3 separate regions of the Homo sapiens genome follow, and regions 1 and 3 are each linked to region 2. Evidence: chromatin loops called from intact Hi-C (ENCODE). Cell type or tissue: right lobe of liver. All regions are shown on one strand. Region 1 overlaps ITSN1 (intersectin 1). Region 2 overlaps ITSN1 (intersectin 1). Region 3 overlaps ITSN1 (intersectin 1).

Region 1 (2,500 bases), 240 kb after region 2:
CACTTGAACAGAATTCAAACTCACCCCCTATACAGATGCACACAACACTGTACACTGTGAATGTCTGTAGTATTGGTTTTTGCATGAGGTCAACATTTTATATGTATGTGAAAGGAAATGACACCACTGAAATACTACAACATTTAAAAGTAACTTCAATTATTAATTATTAATTTGTATGACACTGATCATACACTGAGTAAAGGCCATCTGTTTTGCCTGCCTAGCGTTTTTTTCTCCTCTTGACAGATCCTACTTCTCTTTAATGCTTTCTGTTAATTCCACGAGTTTAGGTACTGGTCTCACCAACTGGGGGAAAAGGTAGACCCAAGGCCCAGGAGAGCCAATGAGAGTACACGTTTCCCTTGGTCATATGATGGGTTCAGACACACGATCATGCCAGGCCAATCAGAATCCTTGGACTTGACAGGTATGTGAGTCACTACATTTCAATGCTGTGCTTCTTCCACTTGGAAATGAAAAAGCTCATACAAATACAATTATGAATAAAGAAAACTGTGGCAATAAAGCAACCTTCCTTTTTCTTCCTTCTCTCTCCTACAATCCTCTTTTTTCTCTCCCTATCACTTTTTCCACCTCCCCACCCAACTGCATTTAGATAGTGGACTACTTAAACTTATCACTGAGTTTTTTTTAAGTTAAGGATTCCTGATACATGACATCACCACGACACAGAAAGCTAATCTAAGAACTAAGCCCAGCCCCAGGTAAACTATTCTGTGATTCAACTTCTTGGTATTTCGACAGTACACTTTAGAGTCTTGTTTCAAGGCCCTTCGCAGTGGCTCACGCCTGTAATTCCAGCACTTTGGGAGGTCAAAGCAGGCAGATCACTTTGGGTCAGGCGTTCAAGACCAGCCTAGCCAACATGGCGAAACCCCATCTCTACTAAAAATACCAAAAAAAAAAAAAAAAAAAATTAGCCAGGCATGGTGGTGCCTGTAATCCTACCCACTCTGGGGGCTGAGGTGGGGGGATTGTTTGAACCCAGGAGGTAGAGATTGCAGTGAGCCAAGATTGCACCGCTGCACACTCCAGCCTGGGTGACAGAGTAAGACTCTGCCTCAAACAAAAAAAAAATCTTGTTTCAGTGGCTACACACTTGAACAGAATTCAGACTCACCCCCTATACAGATGCACATAATACTGTACACTGTGAATGTCCCTAGTATTGGTTTTTGCAGGAGGTCAACATTTTATATGGATGTGAAAGGAAATGACACCACTGAAATTCTGCAACATTTAAAAGTAACTTCAAAATTTCTTCCTTCCTGTTTTCCCTCAGCTAGAGATCTACACCGGTTTAAAACAGGTCCGAGCCAGAGTCCGCATTTGTAAAATGGCCTTTCCAATCAAATTGTGATTGCCTGAATTAGATTAAATTTTGGTACTTCCATGTTTCTTGCTATCCTTAACTGTTGATGTTATTATATGGAGAAAATAATAACAAATTCACAACGTCCCTAGACATAGTGAAAAAAAAAAAGAGACAAGGTAGTATCATAAAAAGAATATTGTGGTAAGAATGAGAAGAATGTTTAGTTCACAGTAACAGAAACTCCAGCTACCTAAATCAAGGGGAAGGAGGTAACCTTAAGAACTCAAGAACGAGAATGCAGCTGGACCAAGAACAGACTGGAAGAGAGTGGCTTAATGCTGTCAGAGAGTCAGGTAGTGTTCTCTCTGCTTCTCTTTAGACAGTTACTTTATTCTCCCCATCCATAAATCATCTTTCTTAGTCCCCAGACAGCAGAACATAACTGCTTATAACTCCCAATCCTTTACTTAGGGTCCTTGAGCATATTAAGGCCAAATCCTTCTCTATTGAGCCTAGTTTCAAATTTCCAGGGAAGAAACGAACACTGATTGGGCCAGGTTGGTCAGGTGCCCAACCCGAGTTCAATGTATTATGTCTTTTGTGTAGAGAAGGAGGTAGGAAGAAATTGGATGTGTAGGTTGAAGGGCACTTAGGGGATCTGTGTTGGGTCAGATATACATTCCAAAGGTTCTCATCACACAGTCTCAGCTTTGTACCTTGTCTCATAATCAAAATACGGAACTAATAACTAACGTTGATTCTAGACTCTTGCTAAGAGTCTAGAGTATAACAGAACTTAAGATAATTAAAGTGAATTTAAAAAATCAAAGGCCAGGTGCAGCGGTTCATGCCCGTAAGCCCAGCACTTGGGGAGGCTGAGGCGAGAGGTCCACTTGAGTCCAGAAGTTCATGACCAGCCTAGGCAACACAGCGAGATCGTCTCTCCAAAAAAAAAAAAAAAAAAATTAGCCAGGTGTGGTGGTGCGTGGCTGTGGCTGTAGTCAAAGCTACTTGGGAGGCTGAGGTGGGAGGATTCCTTGAACCTGGAAGGTTGGGGATACAGTGAATCATGGTCATGCCACTGCACTCAGCCTGGGTGACAGAGTGAGACAAAAGAGAGAAAGAAGAGACAAAGAGAGAAAGAAAGAGAAAGAGGAAGGA
Region 2 (2,500 bases):
GCCTGCCGGGAGACCTTTCAAAGTAAGAAGACCTAAGACAGAGCCCATCAGCTTCGGGAACCAGCAGAGAACAGTGTGGTCAGGGCCGGCCTCCTGGGTGTGCTGCCTGGCAGCCACAAGGGGCTATGCACTCAGAAGGGACCTGAGCTTGGCTTAATGCTCTCCTCTCACTGTCTAGAAATGCTTCATCACCTGAACAAGGGGCCTCGCATTTTCATTTTGCACTCTGTCCGCAAACCACGCGACTAGTCCTGACCAGGATGACAGGACTGTGGAGCAACGTATTTCCTGTTTCCCTCTCCAAGGCACAGAGCCATGCATCCCCCTAGGTGTGGGTAGGTACACACGCATGCGCACACATGCACGCACACGCACGCGCACACACATACACATATGCACGCACACACAAACATGCACATGCATACACGCACATACACACGCACACACACGCACACACACAAATACGCACACACGCACAAACACATGCACTCACAAACATGCACACACGCACACATACACGCACACACATGCGTGCACACACACGTAGACACACACACATGCACACACAAACACGCGCACGCACACACATGCATGCACGCAAACCCATGCACACACACGCACACGTGCACGCACAAACACATACATGCACACGCACGCACAAACACGCATGCACACACCACGCACTGAGCTGCTGCGTCCCACCAACAAAAATTCCCTTCCACCTAAAATTCCAGAAGTCAAAGTCTACAAGTAGAGACTGTAATCCAATCCCAATAGAGCACACCGTAACTCCTAGAACGCTTGCTGGGGAGCAGGGCCTCCTCCAGGTCACCTGCCCTGCAGTCCACCCAGCCGACAGACACTAAAGCTGATGCAGAAAGGGTGGGAAGCCTGAGGACCTCCGTGCAGCCCCAGCCTCAGCGGCAGGGAAGAGCAAGGTCTCACTGGAGACCCCTGGCGCGCTAGGCTTGAACCCTAGGCTCGCCGCGAGCTTCCTTCCCACCCAGCCTTCGGTCTCTGCCAGGCCCACATTCCTAGCTCTGAGTCCGTTTTCCTGTCTTCCCCTACACCCCACATCACCAATAACTCCTTCTGCGATCTACACAAGAGCAATGCCTAGCAGCTGCGGTAGGTGGAGCCGGCACCTTGAAATCTGCCAGTGAAAACAGCGAGTTTCCTCCTCCTACAGGGAGACCCTCCACCCCCGCCGGTGACAGTGCACAGAATGGCAGCGGCTGCTGCTCACCCAACGCTGCAAAGCCACTACACCCTTTCTTTGGTTCCTGTCTGCCTGAGGCCCCCATTCTGTTTAGATACAGGAACGGCAGGAAATAAGAGATTTGAGTTAAAAAAGAGAAATGCAAAAGCGAAGAGAAGCAGAGTCGCACAGGAATGTTATTCTTTCAAAAGATAAAAGTATAAAACCAGAACTTCTGGAAGAAGAAAATACGCATTCTTACCACTGCCTAAAAAGAAACCTTAGTTTCTGGTTAATCCTCAGGAAATATCAGAGAAATGCTGATTTTTTTTTTTTCAAGGCTGACCAAAAAGTCCACTTCTGAACACAGCTTTATCTGGTGGGCTTTGAATACTAAAATATTCATACTAGGCAGATGATAGTAACAATATAGGCTGGTATAGAAAATCGAACAGAATCCTATTAAAACACAACTCACAAAACACCCCTGACATCCAATAAGGGGAAACTGACCCTGAAATTTGACAAGCACACATAGTGTCAGAAAAATTATGATGTGGGTGTAATATGGCTCCCCCAGGGCCAGGGTAAAGAGGGTTCCTTTGAATGGAGGAACTGATTGAGGCTGCATGGAACTAAAGAAGTTATTGGGAGGTGGATATGAACTCTTTTATAAGCGTTGGGTCTTATTTTAATGACTTAAAGTTAGTTTGCCATCAAAAGCAATGGCAAAAACCGCAATCACTTTTGCACCAACCTAATCCAATTAGGCTTGCTTGAATGCCACCAAGGCAGGCCCGTCCAGCTGCCGCCCAGCTTCTAGGAGGGTGGCCTGGACCAGGATGGGGACTCCCTAAATGAACAGTGCATTAACTACTAAGATGTTTCTGAGAGATCACAACCCAGAGATGGACTGTCTAGTGTGTCTTGGTGTCTGGGTTTTAATGCTCCCAAGACAGACAGCTGTTAGATGTCTTCTGTCTTTCATGTGGACTAAGTTTCCATGCCTATCAGGAATAGATTTTTTTTTTTCTGGCTCCTACAGATATAAGGTTATGTATCTTACTTGATCCTGATGAAATGCAGACATATCCTGGATCTGATACAGTGCAGGCTGAGGAAACAGGAATTCTAGAACTTTCCTTTCCTCTAGCTCAAATAAACTGTGTTCCAAGTACAAAGAAGCAGGATCCAGAGGAAGCTGTGGGGCGCCATTAAGTTGACCAGCCAATTACTTCCTCCGTGTCAGGTCTAACCAGAAGAGGTCTGCATTAGCTCTTTTTTTGTTTGTTTTGAGAAGGA
Region 3 (2,500 bases), 52 kb after region 2:
AAAAAGCTGCTTGCTTCCACCGGTGGGCCTCCTGCTATCAGGAAGGGGGCCAGGGTTCGTGCACGGATTGGTAGGGCAAATCTTGCAATGAGATAGCTCAAAGTTTTTAGGGAAGCTGTCCAATCTTTTCTCTCTGAAATTCCTAATCTATAAAAGCATACTTTCTAAAAGGTCTTAAAAATGCACACAACCTACCTGCTGTTTTGGTTTAATGAAAGAAGGCACTTGATTGGATTCCATGATGCTCACTGACCAGGCACAAATGCCTTTTCTCTCCAATAAAAACAACAGCAACAAAGCTATTATTCTCTGCTTATTTTCTGCTAGATGTCATCATTATCTCTCCATATGTAAATGAGGAAACTGAAGCACAAAGAGGTTACATAACTTGCCCAAGATCACACCACTAGTAAGTAGCAGAGCTGGGATTTGAACCCGTGCTCTGAGCCACCATCCTGGATTGCTCCTTAGCCTCTATAAGGTCCCCAGATGCAGTTATGTGGATGCTCCGTCTGAATCACTATCTTCCTATAGGCAGGTGGTCTACAGGGAAATAGAATGTTCCAAAATGATGAGAGAAATGGAGTAAAATATTAGGCTGAACTTGCAGAGAAGCCGTGTTGTTATATACAGCACCATGTTTTTCTGGAGGCCAGGAATGAAAATTGGGAAGCTACAGCAGCACATGTTCTTACATTTGGCTCAGACTGAGGGTGTCTTAAGTAAGCCTGAGCGCCTGGCAAACTCGCCCAGTGGAGGAGAGAAGGACAAAGGGCTGGGGCGGGTCAGCATGAAGCTTGTGCGTTGAAAATGTGTTGGAATCCTTACCAATGGCTCCAAACTCCCATGGTAACCCCACCAGTGAGGAAATCACATGAGGCAAGAGGGGCCCCTTCCCGATCTTTCCAAAGATGCAGCCACCAGTTCTGTGGAGGCAGGAGCTCTGGGGCTATTATGGACACACATGTCCATAGATCTGTGCATCAAATGGTACGCCTAGAACGAGGACTTGTCGGAATTTGAAAAGCTGACTTGAGAACATCACTGTGTTTCCCGAGACCCTCAGTGCCCTCAGCTGTATAGGTGCAGGCCTTATGCTCAATGTTCTCTAAGATCTCGACTTCACTGAATAATCCGCAGAGAACATCCTGCGCTCCACCGCAGCCCAGGCCTTTCCTCACTTTCTGGGTGGGGCCTGGGAAGCAACGCAGTGGATCAGCGTGCATGAGTGTGTGGGGACAGGTATCAGAAGGGGACAGGACAGCATAGGAAATGGGAGGGGAAAGCAGGGGCGTCAGGGGTTTCATCCTCTCACTGAGGGAAACAGCGTCCTTGATGAAAACTGGCAGATCAAAAGTGTTCTCCCCTCTCCTGGGTCAGAGTTCAGAGAAACGGCATCAAGAGAAGGAACTGTTCAGCTTTTAAAGACATGATAGTCTGAGTCAAAATAAGGAACATCTCTTTTGAGGCTTGCAACATCACTCAGAAGCGACGTGCCAAGCAGATGTGGAAATAGCAGCTGTCAGCCTCTGCCAGAATCTTCTATACAGCGGTATTTATCTGCCTTCTGGCTGTACCCTGAACTCACCGTTTGACCTACTGTCACCAAGCTACAGATGTAGGCAGTTAAGTCACCTGAAAGTTGCTGCTCACTGCCTGTCACACACACACACACACACACACACACACACACACCGTTGACATCATAAAACAACAGCATGGTAGCTGGTAGCTTCTAAGAGGTGGTATGCCCAACATTAAGTTGCACGGACACTATATATATCTTATAGCTGATGCTCATTTTTTATAAATGAAACATTTTTGAGAATCAGGTCATACAACTTAAAAATGCCTGGGGAGCTTTTAATTTAAAGAATAGATTCTTCCTGAGAGGCTATGGAGCCCTCTGAAATGGAATAGCTAACTAGACGTCAGGAGACACTCTGGAAGCCTGGTTTTTCCTATGTGGGGTTTTCGTAAAGAAGTGCCCAAGAGTGGCCGGGCGCGGTGGCTCACGCCTGTAATCCCAGCACTTTGGGAGGCCGAGGCAGGCGGATCACAAGGTCAGGAGATCGAGACCATCCTGGCTAACACAGTGAAACCCCATCTCTAGTACAAAAAAATTAGCGAGGCATGGTGGCGGGCACCTGTAGTCCCAGCTACTGGGGAGGCTGAGGCAGAGCTTGCAGTGAGCCGAGATTGCACCACTGTACTCCAACCTGGGTGAACCGTCTCAAAAAAAAAAAAAAAAAAGTGCCCAAGAGAACTCTGGCTGAAGCGGAACATTCACATTAAGGCTACTGTGATCTTGGACTTCACTACGTCTCCCTATCCTACCAGACCCCGAATACCAGACATTTCAAAGAAGGAGCTATTTTTCCTTGCATTTTTGGGACCATTGGCATCCAATGTCATTTCCATAAAAATTCTCTTGGGTATTTTTGGAACTAAAGAGAATGAATAGGATTAATGAAGCAGGACTGCGATTTGCTGTGCCCGT

What was found. Peaks named below come from ENCODE experiments on the same cell type or tissue, not always from the same donor. Only the 100,000 strongest peaks of a DNase experiment are listed, where the experiment ranks them.
Region 1: it touches region 2 in a loop (3-fold over the local background); 65 of 110 quality-filtered maps call a loop at or near these places.
Region 3: it touches region 2 in a loop (2.7-fold over the local background); 4 of 110 quality-filtered maps call a loop at or near these places.

The regions. Positions count from the first base shown.
Region 1 is chr21:33,654,024-33,656,523 of GRCh38, reverse strand. The region is part of intron 1 of ITSN1 (intersectin 1); the gene reads right to left. Among named protein-coding and RNA genes, the nearest start is that of ITSN1, 13 kb to the right of the region's middle. In right lobe of liver, no CTCF peak of the experiment used is centred here; no DNase peak of the experiment used is centred here; H3K27ac peaks cover 549 bases.
Region 2 is chr21:33,893,582-33,896,081 of GRCh38, reverse strand. It overlaps ITSN1 (intersectin 1), which reads right to left. Exons shown (of 40, transcript NM_003024.3): 40 at 1-2,500. Among named protein-coding and RNA genes, the nearest start is that of ATP5PO, 21 kb to the left of the region's middle. RefSeq lists enhancers at 27-612, 613-1,199. In right lobe of liver, a CTCF peak has its summit at 1,135; a DNase peak (open chromatin) is centred at 1,151; H3K4me3 peaks cover 789 bases; H3K27ac peaks cover 314 bases.
Region 3 is chr21:33,841,691-33,844,190 of GRCh38, reverse strand. The region is part of intron 29 of ITSN1 (intersectin 1); the gene reads right to left. Among named protein-coding and RNA genes, the nearest start is that of ATP5PO, 73 kb to the left of the region's middle. In right lobe of liver, no CTCF peak of the experiment used is centred here; a DNase peak (open chromatin) is centred at 1,530; H3K27ac peaks cover 1,314 bases.